2 separate regions of the Homo sapiens genome follow, and region 2 is linked to region 1. Evidence: chromatin contacts called from ENCODE Hi-C or POLR2A ChIA-PET data. All regions are on one chromosome and are shown on one strand. Each heading gives the region's core, a stretch centred on a gene start or an enhancer-like site at or near the end of the contact. The rest is flanking DNA. Distances are from core to core; before and after follow the strand shown. Region 1 overlaps PIP5K1B (phosphatidylinositol-4-phosphate 5-kinase type 1 beta). Region 2 has its middle 18 kb from the start of TJP2.

Evidence for each region. A loop is a pair of places that touch in the nucleus more often than their neighbours do. ChIA-PET counts read pairs that join two places held with the same protein, here RNA polymerase II (POLR2A). Pooled maps may share reads with other maps.
Region 2: a pooled map shows a loop between it and region 1 (2.1-fold over the local background). The contact joins two enhancer-like sites. A Hi-C loop is called at or near these places in 5 of 50 pooled maps. POLR2A ChIA-PET finds 5 or more read pairs at or near these places in 3 of 52 experiments (A549, activated CD4-positive, alpha-beta T cell and activated CD8-positive, alpha-beta memory T cell).

What each region holds. Positions count from the first base shown.
Region 1 is chr9:68,979,494-68,984,265 of GRCh38, reverse strand. All of the region lies in intron 14 of PIP5K1B (phosphatidylinositol-4-phosphate 5-kinase type 1 beta), which reads right to left. Among named protein-coding and RNA genes, the nearest start is that of PRKACG, 32 kb to the left of the region's middle. Within about 2 kb of position 2,250, at least 4 of the 41 ENCODE cell types and tissues checked have a DNase peak (open chromatin) inside an H3K27ac peak, as active enhancers do.
Region 2 is chr9:69,153,607-69,158,378 of GRCh38, reverse strand. It overlaps a transcript of TJP2 not described here. Among named protein-coding and RNA genes, the nearest start is that of TJP2, 18 kb to the left of the region's middle. RefSeq lists an enhancer at 2,940-2,999. Within about 2 kb of position 2,563, at least 4 of the 41 ENCODE cell types and tissues checked have a DNase peak (open chromatin) inside an H3K27ac peak, as active enhancers do.

The sequences.
Region 1 (4,772 bases), core at 1,001-3,500:
GCTTTGGAATCAGATGAATCTGACTTTCAATTCTGGCTCTTGGACTTAGTTGTATGTGATACTGGGTAAGTTTCTTAACCCTTCTGAGTAAGAGCTCCAGTTTCCCATATGTAAAATGAGAATAATAATACAGAACGAGTAGGGTTGTTGGAGTGATTTGTGGTAATGAATGTAGGATGCAAATATTTAGTTATTTAATTTGTATTTTTTAGAGACAGGGTATTGCTCTGTCATCCAGGCTGGAGTGCAGTGTTGCAATCTTGGCTTGCTGCAGCCTTGGACTCCTGAGCTCAAATGATCCTCCTGCCTCAGCCCCCAAGTAGCTGGGACTAAAGGCATGTGCCACCATGCCTGGTGTTTCTTTTTAAAATTTTTTTGGTAGAGATGAGGTCTCCCTATATTGCCAAGGCTGGTGTCAAACTCCTGGGCTCAAGTTATCATCCCAAAGGCCAAGAGTTTAAGAGTCTGGCTGCCTGCCGATGTGCTGCACCATTAAGTTTTGCCACAGTTCTCTCGATTCAGACTGTCTGAGGGCTAATTGCACACAATTTGCAACAAGCCACACAGGCCTGTAATGCACTGCCATTACAGGCATGAGCTACTACTGCTCCCAGCTGCAAATAGTTATTGAGTATCCATGTATGCACACTGCACCTAGAATGGATTCTAGCACCTAGAATACAGAGATCAAATTTTAAAAGTCTGTGCCTGATGGAACTTACATAGTATTAAAGAAGACAGACAATGAGATAAGTATTTAAAATATGTATTATGTTGGTCAAAAGTGCTAAGGAGAAAAAAAAAACACACACACAGAAAAAAGATAGGAAGTGAGTAGCAGAAGCCAACTCCAAACAGCAAACTCTCCTTGCTCTGCCATCATAGGATCTCAGGCATGAGCCACATCCTCCACAGGACACTTATCAAGCCCTCCCAAGTGTCCCTGGGTGGGGACAGACACCTCTGATCAACAGTTCTCTCTAAAGATCACATTCTAACTGCCACTCTTTTCTTGGCCTCAATAACCTCTTTTAAAGGCTGGAGGTGGGTAGTCAGCTGAGGGCTGTAGAGCTGATTTTCTGCCATTCAAAAACCAGTTTTGACCTTTGCAAGTGCTATAGTCTCACATTTACTTTTGTTTTGGGCCTCAGCCAAAACAGATACTAAAAATATTTCAGTTTAACACTGTCACATTATTTTTAGCAAAGAGAGATTAGTAAAGGTTATATGCACTACTGAAGAGAAAGGTGTAACTTTCCTAATCAAGAAATGTTTCACATAGGACATAAAGTCTTACCTAGGCTCAAGAACCTATAAACTGTATGCAGGAGTATGTATGTGCATGTCCATTGTGGCTTAAAAAATAATGAAATGTAATTATCAAAAGAGTAAGGAGATAACGCAAGAATAAGTCATCTAATTCAAATAAATGCATCCATAGTCTACAGCAAAGTCTTCTCTTGAAGATGCCCCAAGCAGTAAAGGTAATATAATTTTTTTTTTTTTGAGATGGAGTCTCGCTGTCACCCAGGCTTGAGTGCAGTGGTGCAATCTTGGCTCACTGCAACCTCCACCTCCCGGGCTTAAGCGATTCTCCTGCTTCAGCCTCTCAAGTAGCTGGGACTACAGGTGCGCACCACCATGCCCAACTACTTTTTTTTTTGTATTTTTAGTAGAGATGGGGTTTCACCATGTTGGCCAGGCTGGTCTTGAACTCCTGGCCTTGGGCGATCCACCCACCTCAGCCTCCCAGAGTGCTGGGATTACAGGCGTGAGCCACCGTGCCTGGCCAGTAATATACATTTAAAAAAAGGATTTTCATTTAAATGTCTATGCCATTGATCAATTTAATATTCATTGCTCCTCAGTTCTGACTTTGGGAAGTATTCTTGCTTTTGTCCTGATATTTTTACTGCATTGTTGATTTCCTGGGCACAAGCCTATTTAGAATCAATTTCTAATTTATCTGGCTGAGAGTTTCCTAGGTTCTGTTTTAGGGGTCACTTAGAAGCAAGGATACCTCTCTTAGGAGGAATATCCTGAAAATCTAGTGGTCAGGTCAGAGTGCCCACCATTTCTCAGACTTGTGGCTTGGGAAGATCCAGTTACAGCAGCAAATTTACGTGACTGGGTTTAGGAGTCTGGCTGCCTGCCTAGGTTCTGCACCATCAAGTTTTGCCACAATTCTCTCGATTCAGGCTGTCTGAGGGCTAATTGCATGTAATTTGCAACAAGCCACACAGGAAACTGTTAATCTACTCAGCTATGTTCTTCCCTTGTAAAAACACAGAAACTGCCAGTACTCTTCCCGGGCTCTGTGCTCTGCTCTCCGAACAAGTCATAAACTTCTCACAGGTGAGAGCAGTACAGGAGGAGCGATTTTTCTTCCTGGCTGTCTCTCTAGGAGAAAACGTTAATGGCACCCTGATGCCACACAGGCCTCTGTCATTTACAGAAAAAAAAAAAAAGATTCTTTTGGTTATCAGCAACATTAGTTTGGCTTCATTGGAGAGCATTAGCCTGGCTGGACTGCTGAAAACAGTCATTGATAATTTTATAGCCTGGAACACTCTGATTTCTGTTTGCAGACCTAATGAGTGTTTTATAGCTAATTCTCATGAGAGCATTTGTTGAGGGAACATATGGTACTATCCACAGTTTTTGTCTTTTAAAAGTCATTCTCTCACTGCCTCAATTTGTTTTAATCGAAGTAATAAACATCATAATAAAGCACACAACACAGATGACTTCTGATGAAAAGCAACAACCTCCTGCCCTCCCCACCCCCACCCTCCGCCATTCCCTAGGGGCAGCAGCCCTTTTTGGGATTTCTCTTTTAATATTTTCTGGCGATTCCCTTCATGTCTTTTGATGAATCAGGGGTTAAAAGATTCTTAACCTAAGGTAGCATCCATTGATTCACTATGAGGGACATTTACCCTCTTCTACCCTGTGTCTTCTTCCAACATTTGCTATTTATATTTTATTTTGTAACTGTAAATAACATACCTAGTGAGCTTTTTTATTCCATCAACCACACACCGTATCCTTTAACTCCCCACATTATTTCATCTTTGTCCCTGCTTTCCCCTCTCACTTTATATTAGACACACTTAAAAAACACCGAACAACTTTTATCTCTACTTTGTCAGGGCTGTTCATATTTATATCCTATCTTGCAGCTATAACAAAATTGCTCCCTCTTTGTCCACAGATTGGCTCTAAAATTAGAAAATTGACACATAGAGTTTATAGTATTGTGACTATATAAATATTGTATACTGCCTGGCCAACAGTGAGTTAGGGTTATATTTCCCTCTCTGGGTTCAGAGTCATAATTGCTGGGTCATGCAAAGAAAAATGTTTCCCAAATCAAAGTTAAATGGAGTCTTTTTTTTGCCCCCTAAGTTTGCTTAAATTCATGCCACATTTTAGGCTGCTTCATGTTAGGAGGTTTTTGCCCTTCAGAAACTGTCATGTGGGGAAGAAACCTCAGAGAATATCCAGGCGAAGGGCAGAGGCCTTGATACAAGCTCTGCGTCTCTGATTACTGGTTACAATGCTGGGCAAGTTATGACACTGAGCTCCTGGTTCCTCATCTGTGGGTGGGAAAGATGCCCAGCCCATCTCACAAGGCCAGCAAGAGGATCAGTTTGGATAGTACAAGAGAAAGAAAGGCCAAGAGAGGGTAAAGCTCTTTGGGATAAGCAAACAGGAGTATCAACAGGACTCTTACCTCTGAGACTCTGCCTGTTTTCATGGGGCTTTGATGAGGTCTGCTTGCATAGACAGATTTATCGTAAGACCTTGGAAAGAATTCCTTTTCTGCTCTTAGTTTAGCTACCAGAACATTAACTGATAACAAATGTAGACAGGAAAGCTCTACCTGCAGAGAACACCCACAAATACAGCCTGGTCTCACTTAATGGCTGCAAAGACTTGTTTAGTACCAGAGCCACACTCTGCTTAAGGGCAAGCCCATTCCAGCGTGACCCAGGCGCTTCTGAAGTGATGGTCAAACCAACACCTTGTGCCCCACTGGGAAAAAGCTCACCTTTGGTTGGGGCAGGGAGTGGGTGAGGATACTACAGGGTGTGGAAATTCTCAAGCACTAGCACTAGCGCTCCTGCTGCAGCCTGGACAGTATCAGCGTGTGGCACATCTCATGCTCCTGCCAGGACAGAGCGGCTCCTTCATGCTCAGCCCTTGGCTGAGTGTGTGGACACATCTACAAAACCCCCCAACACGGACCCAGGGAAGTAGAAAAGCTTTGACCACAGTCACTGCACCCAGAATGCTTAGCCGCCTGCCACCATACAGGAGGCTTTCAGAGATCTGCTTGTTTCTGCCTTTCTCACTTTCAGCCCTGAGCATGGCTGCTGCTCTTCCCCACTCTCCCACTTTTGCTATTTTTAGACAAGGAGACTGCCTGTTTCTAATGAAGGCAGCAGAGCAGCAGGCTCTCTCCTGGTATCAACCGATGGCTCCCCTCCCCGCAGTGAGCACCAGAAGCAGGAAGCCTGCTGCAGGCACAGCTCAGACAGCAGCACTTAGAACCCATAGGCAGGAAGAGACTCAAACAGTGTGTTTCCAGGTTTATTCATTGTGAGGACAGAAGCCACAATGGCTCAGAGAACTGGCAGTGACTGAGCTCCTGCCATGAGCAGCCTCAGAGGTGAGAAGAGGGCCTCCTCTCCCTTTGAGGGGAGTGACTCTGTGTGTGATAGGATATAAATATAAAAAGGGTTCCTCCTTTTTAAAGAGGAACCCTC
Region 2 (4,772 bases), core at 1,314-3,813, 170 kb before region 1:
TAAGAGATCTAGGGCTCTGGGTCAGCTTTTTTTTTTTTTTTTTTTTTTTTTGAGGCAAAGTCTTGCTCTGTCCCTCAGGCTGGAGTGCAGTGGCGCCATCTAGGCTCACTGCAACCTCCACCTCCTGGATTCAAGCGATTCTCCTGCCTCAACCTCCCGAGTAGCTGGGATAGCTGGGATTACAGGCGTGCACCACCATGCCCGGCTAATTTTTTGTTTTTGTTTTTTAGTAGAGATGGGGTTTCACCATGTTGGTCAGGCTGGTCTGGAACTCTGACCTCAGGTGATCCACCGCCTCAGCCTCCCAAAGTGCTGGGATTACAGGAGTGAATCACCGCACCCGGCCAGCCACTGTGCCTGCCTCTGGGTCAGCTTTTAATTCTTAGGTTCTGAATTCTTTTAAACATGCAGGAGTATAATTAAATTATGCTTCAGAACCTAGCTTGAGTATTACTCATCTACATGCTATGCTTAAGATGTCCAGACATCACAGATTTCCAAGGATAGGCCAAATGACCAGCACTCTGTCTTGTTGGTTCATGAGTAAAAAAGCACACACTCTGATTTCTGTTTGGAAAATATGTTTAGCTTTAAGTCATTAGAAAGCAAGAAAGAATAAGGACCAGGCGTGGTGGCTGACACCTGTAATCCCAGCACTTTGGGAGGTCAAGGCAGATGGATCACTTGAGGTCAGGAGTTAGAGCCTGGCCAAAATGGGAAACCCGTCTCCACTAAAAATACAAAAATTAGCTAGGCATGGTGGCGTGTGCCTCTAATCCCAGCTACTCAAGAGGCTGAGGCAGGAGAATTGCTTGAACCCGGGAGGTGGAGGTTGCAATGAGCCAAGATCATGCTACTGTAATCCAGCCTGGGCGACAGAGTGAGACTCTGTCTCAAAAAAAAAAAAACCAACTCTGCAGACACCTTGAGTTCAGACTTCTAGCCTCTAGAACCATGAGACAATAATTTATGTTAATTTCTGTTTAAGCCACCCAGTTTATGGTGCTTTGTTACTGTGGCTTCGGCAAACTACTACAAATGGGGATTAGAGTTGGACCTCCACCTCATGGGATGGGTATGAGAAATAAGACGATGGAAGTAACATGTTTGAGTAACATGTTTAGCACAGCACCAACTACACAGTAAGCACCCACATTTCATCATGATCATTATACAGTTGCATCTTTATTTCATATCTATAAACCAAAAATAAAATTTGAAGGGCCCCTGCAACCATCTGAATGGACTTCCTCCTTGGCCGGGGAACCCTAAAATTTAACCTGAAAGACTGGTTCAGGCCATGAAGGGAAGTGGGGGTTGGACATGCCCCATCATACCCCTCCAATATTAACATCAACACTGACCTGAAGTCTGATAAGAAATGTTTACAGTTTATTCTCTAAAGCCTGTTACTTGGAGGCTTTAGAATAGCAGTACTTATGACCTGGCAGCCCCTAGGTACCCCTAGAGTAGAGTACCTATGACCTGGCAGCCCCTCTACCCCTTTTGAGTTGTCCTGCTCTGCCAGATGGAACCAATGTAGTAAATCTTACATGTATTGGCCGGGCGCGGTGGCTCACGCCTGTAATCCCAGCACTTTGGGAGGCCGAGGCGGGCGGATCACGAGGTCAGGAGATCGAGACCACGGTGAAACCCCGTCTCTACTAAAAACACAAAAAATTAGCCGGGCGCAGTGGCGGGCGCCTGTAGTCCCAGCTACTCGGGAGGCTGAGGCAGGAGAATGGCGTGAACCCGGAAGGCGGAGCTTGCAGTGAGCGGAGATCGCGCCACAGCACTCCCGCCTGGGCGACAGAACGAGACTCCGTCTCAAAAAAAAAAAAAAAAAAAAAAAAAATCTTACATGTATTGATTGATGTATTATGTCTCCCTAAAATGTATAAAAGCAAGCTGTACTCTGACCACCCTGGGCACATGTCGTTAGGACCTCCTGAGCCTGTGTTATGGGCATGTCCTGTAACCTTGGCAAAATAAACTTTCTAAATTTTTCTTTTTTTTTGGGACAGAGTCTCACTCTGTTGCGCAGGCTGGAGTGCAGTGGCAATCTCAGCTCACCGCAACCTCTGCCTCCCAGGTTCAAGCAGTTCTGGTGCCTCAGCTTCCCAAGAAGCTGGGATTACAGGTGCACACCACATACCCAGCTAATTTTTGTATTTTTAGTAGAGATGGTGTTTCACCATGTTGGCCAGGCTGGTCTCAAACTCCTGGCCTCAAGCGATCTTCCAGCCTGGGCCTCCCAAAGTGCTAGGATTACAGGCGTGAGCCACCCTGCCTGGCCAAACTCTCTAAGTTGATTGAGACTTTGTCTCTGATACTTTCTGGTTTACATATAGGAGTCACAATGGAATTCTCAGAACAAACACAAACCTTTTCTTCTCACCTAGTGCAGCATCTCCAGACTCTTTTAATGTACAGGCTCTGCTCCGAGTTTCTCTTCCCCCATAAGTGCACATAGCCAATAACTTTTTAGCCTCAGGTTTCCTTTCAAATATCACCTGCCGCAGGAATCCTCCCCTGACTTAGTCACTGCTTCAGGCCTTCTGCCACATCCTCTTAAGGGGGTGAGGGCAGTACTTTACACACAGCAATGCAATTTACTGATTCCAAATTAGGCTCCAAAGTCTACCAGGGACAAGCTTAATATTCCTCTACATTTCCCTCAGCAGCACAGTGCGAGATGCTCATTAAATATTTGAGGACAGAATCCCTTCCCCACAGATAGAGAAACTGGCCACACACACCATCTGTAAACAAGCCCATGCTCTAAACCAGCCATTACAAGTACTCTCCAGGTTAGTGGTTGTCAAAGTAGTGGAAACCAGACATGCAAATTCCTGGGACTTACCCCAGACTGCCTGAAGCAGAAACCCTGGGGGTGGGGCCCAGGAATCCGTGTTTTAACACGCCCTCCAGGCGATACCGATGTGCCACTGCTCTGGGTCTGTCCATCCCAGTATGGAAGTTTGGCTGCTGGAGTGATTTCCCTGAGAATTCCTGTAAACCGAGGAGCCCCTAGGGAAGAGGGAAAGAAGCTATAGAGGGGCTCCCAGGTGCACAGAAGTAAAAGTTTCGAGCTTTCACCTTCAACTCACTTCTTTTGTTTTCTTTTCCTTTTTTTTTTTTTTTTTTTTTTGGAAATGGAGTTTCACTCTTTCGCCCTTTCACCCAGGCTGGAGTGAAGTGGCACGATCTCGGCTCACTGCAATCTCTGGCCCACCAGGTTCAAGTGATTCTCCTGCCTCAGCCTCCTGAGTAGCTGGTATTGTAGGTGCCCAGCACCACACCAGGCTAATTTTTGTATTTTTAGTAGAGATGAGGTTTCACCATGTTGGCCAGGCTGGTCTGGAACTCCTGACCTCAGGTGATCCACCCACATCGGCCTCCCAAAGTGCTAGGATTACAGGCGTGAGCCACTGACCCCAACCTCAACTCACTTTTCTAAGCCTATATGATGGGGTGAGTCAGTGATAACTTTAAGGTATCTAAATTGCCTAACAATGAGATTTCGTATCTAGAAAATGAAGCTCTTCACCAGACTATTAGCATCTTTTTTTTAATTTTTATTTATTAATTTTTTTATATAAAATTATAAAATTGAAAAAGAGACAGGGTCTCCTTATGTTGCCCAGGTTGGTCTTGAACTCCTGGGCTCAAGGGCTCCTCCTGCCTCAGCCTCTGAAAGTGCTATGATTATAGGTGCGAACCACCATGCCTGGCCTTCTTTTTTTTTTTTTAATGGAGACAGGGTCGGTCTATGTCGCCCAGGTGCTCTTGAACTCCTGGGCTTAAGCGATCCTCCCGCCTCAGCCTCCCAAAGCCTTAGCATTATTTCTGAAGGCAAAGATGATCCTGCCAAGTCAGAAAGGTGATAATCAAAGCCCCTTAAAGTTGCAAAAATCCAGCCTCAGGCAAACAGTGCTCATCAGAGGAGAGACTCCAGAATGGCAGAGGAGAGCAGAATGAGTAGAGGCTGATGATTAGAAACCTCAGGTCCAGAGCGGTTTGGCAGACACCTGCTCCACCCACGCCGGACATTGCCAATCGATCACAACATTCTTGCTCAACAAACTTGAGCGGCACTTGCAAATCCTTAACTCCAGGCAGCCACCTAGCAATTGATCCAAACTGGCCTTAGAGAGAAACCTTTTTACTCGTCTGAGTTAAGGAGTTAAGTCTTCAAGCTCTGTAGAATTAGTATAGAAATACAAATCTCACTGAACTTGGAAGTCAGGGGCTGTGCAACCACAAAGGAATCATTTAAAATCTTTGAATCTCAAGTTCTTTATTTACAAATGGGAGCTAGTTAATACTTTCCTCTTAGGGTTGTTGTGAGGAGGAACCATATGGGTGAAAGCACCTTGCCCCTTGCTTGGCACATAAAAGGCCCTTAATGAGTGTTTGCTGGATCTGAAACTAGGGCGACGTGAGATGCCTGGGAAAAAAATCCACATCACTCAAGCTCACCCAAGGCTGATTCGTCCCAGAAAGCCAAGCTTAAGTGTTTACACATGAAAGAACTCTGGAGTAAGGCACTGACTTAGGCAATCAAATTGATGTTGGAAAGGCATGCAGTTCATAGTGCAGGTACAGGGAACCAGAACAAGGGAGGTATTTATCAGGAGGGGCTGGCTAGAGTCAGAAAGAGCCTTTCCTCCAACAGACAATGCTAGCTCCAATCTCTCTTTGCCATACTCTATAGTACCCCTCCAATTTATTTGAATAATCAACAGATCCTATCTAGAAATCTAAAGATT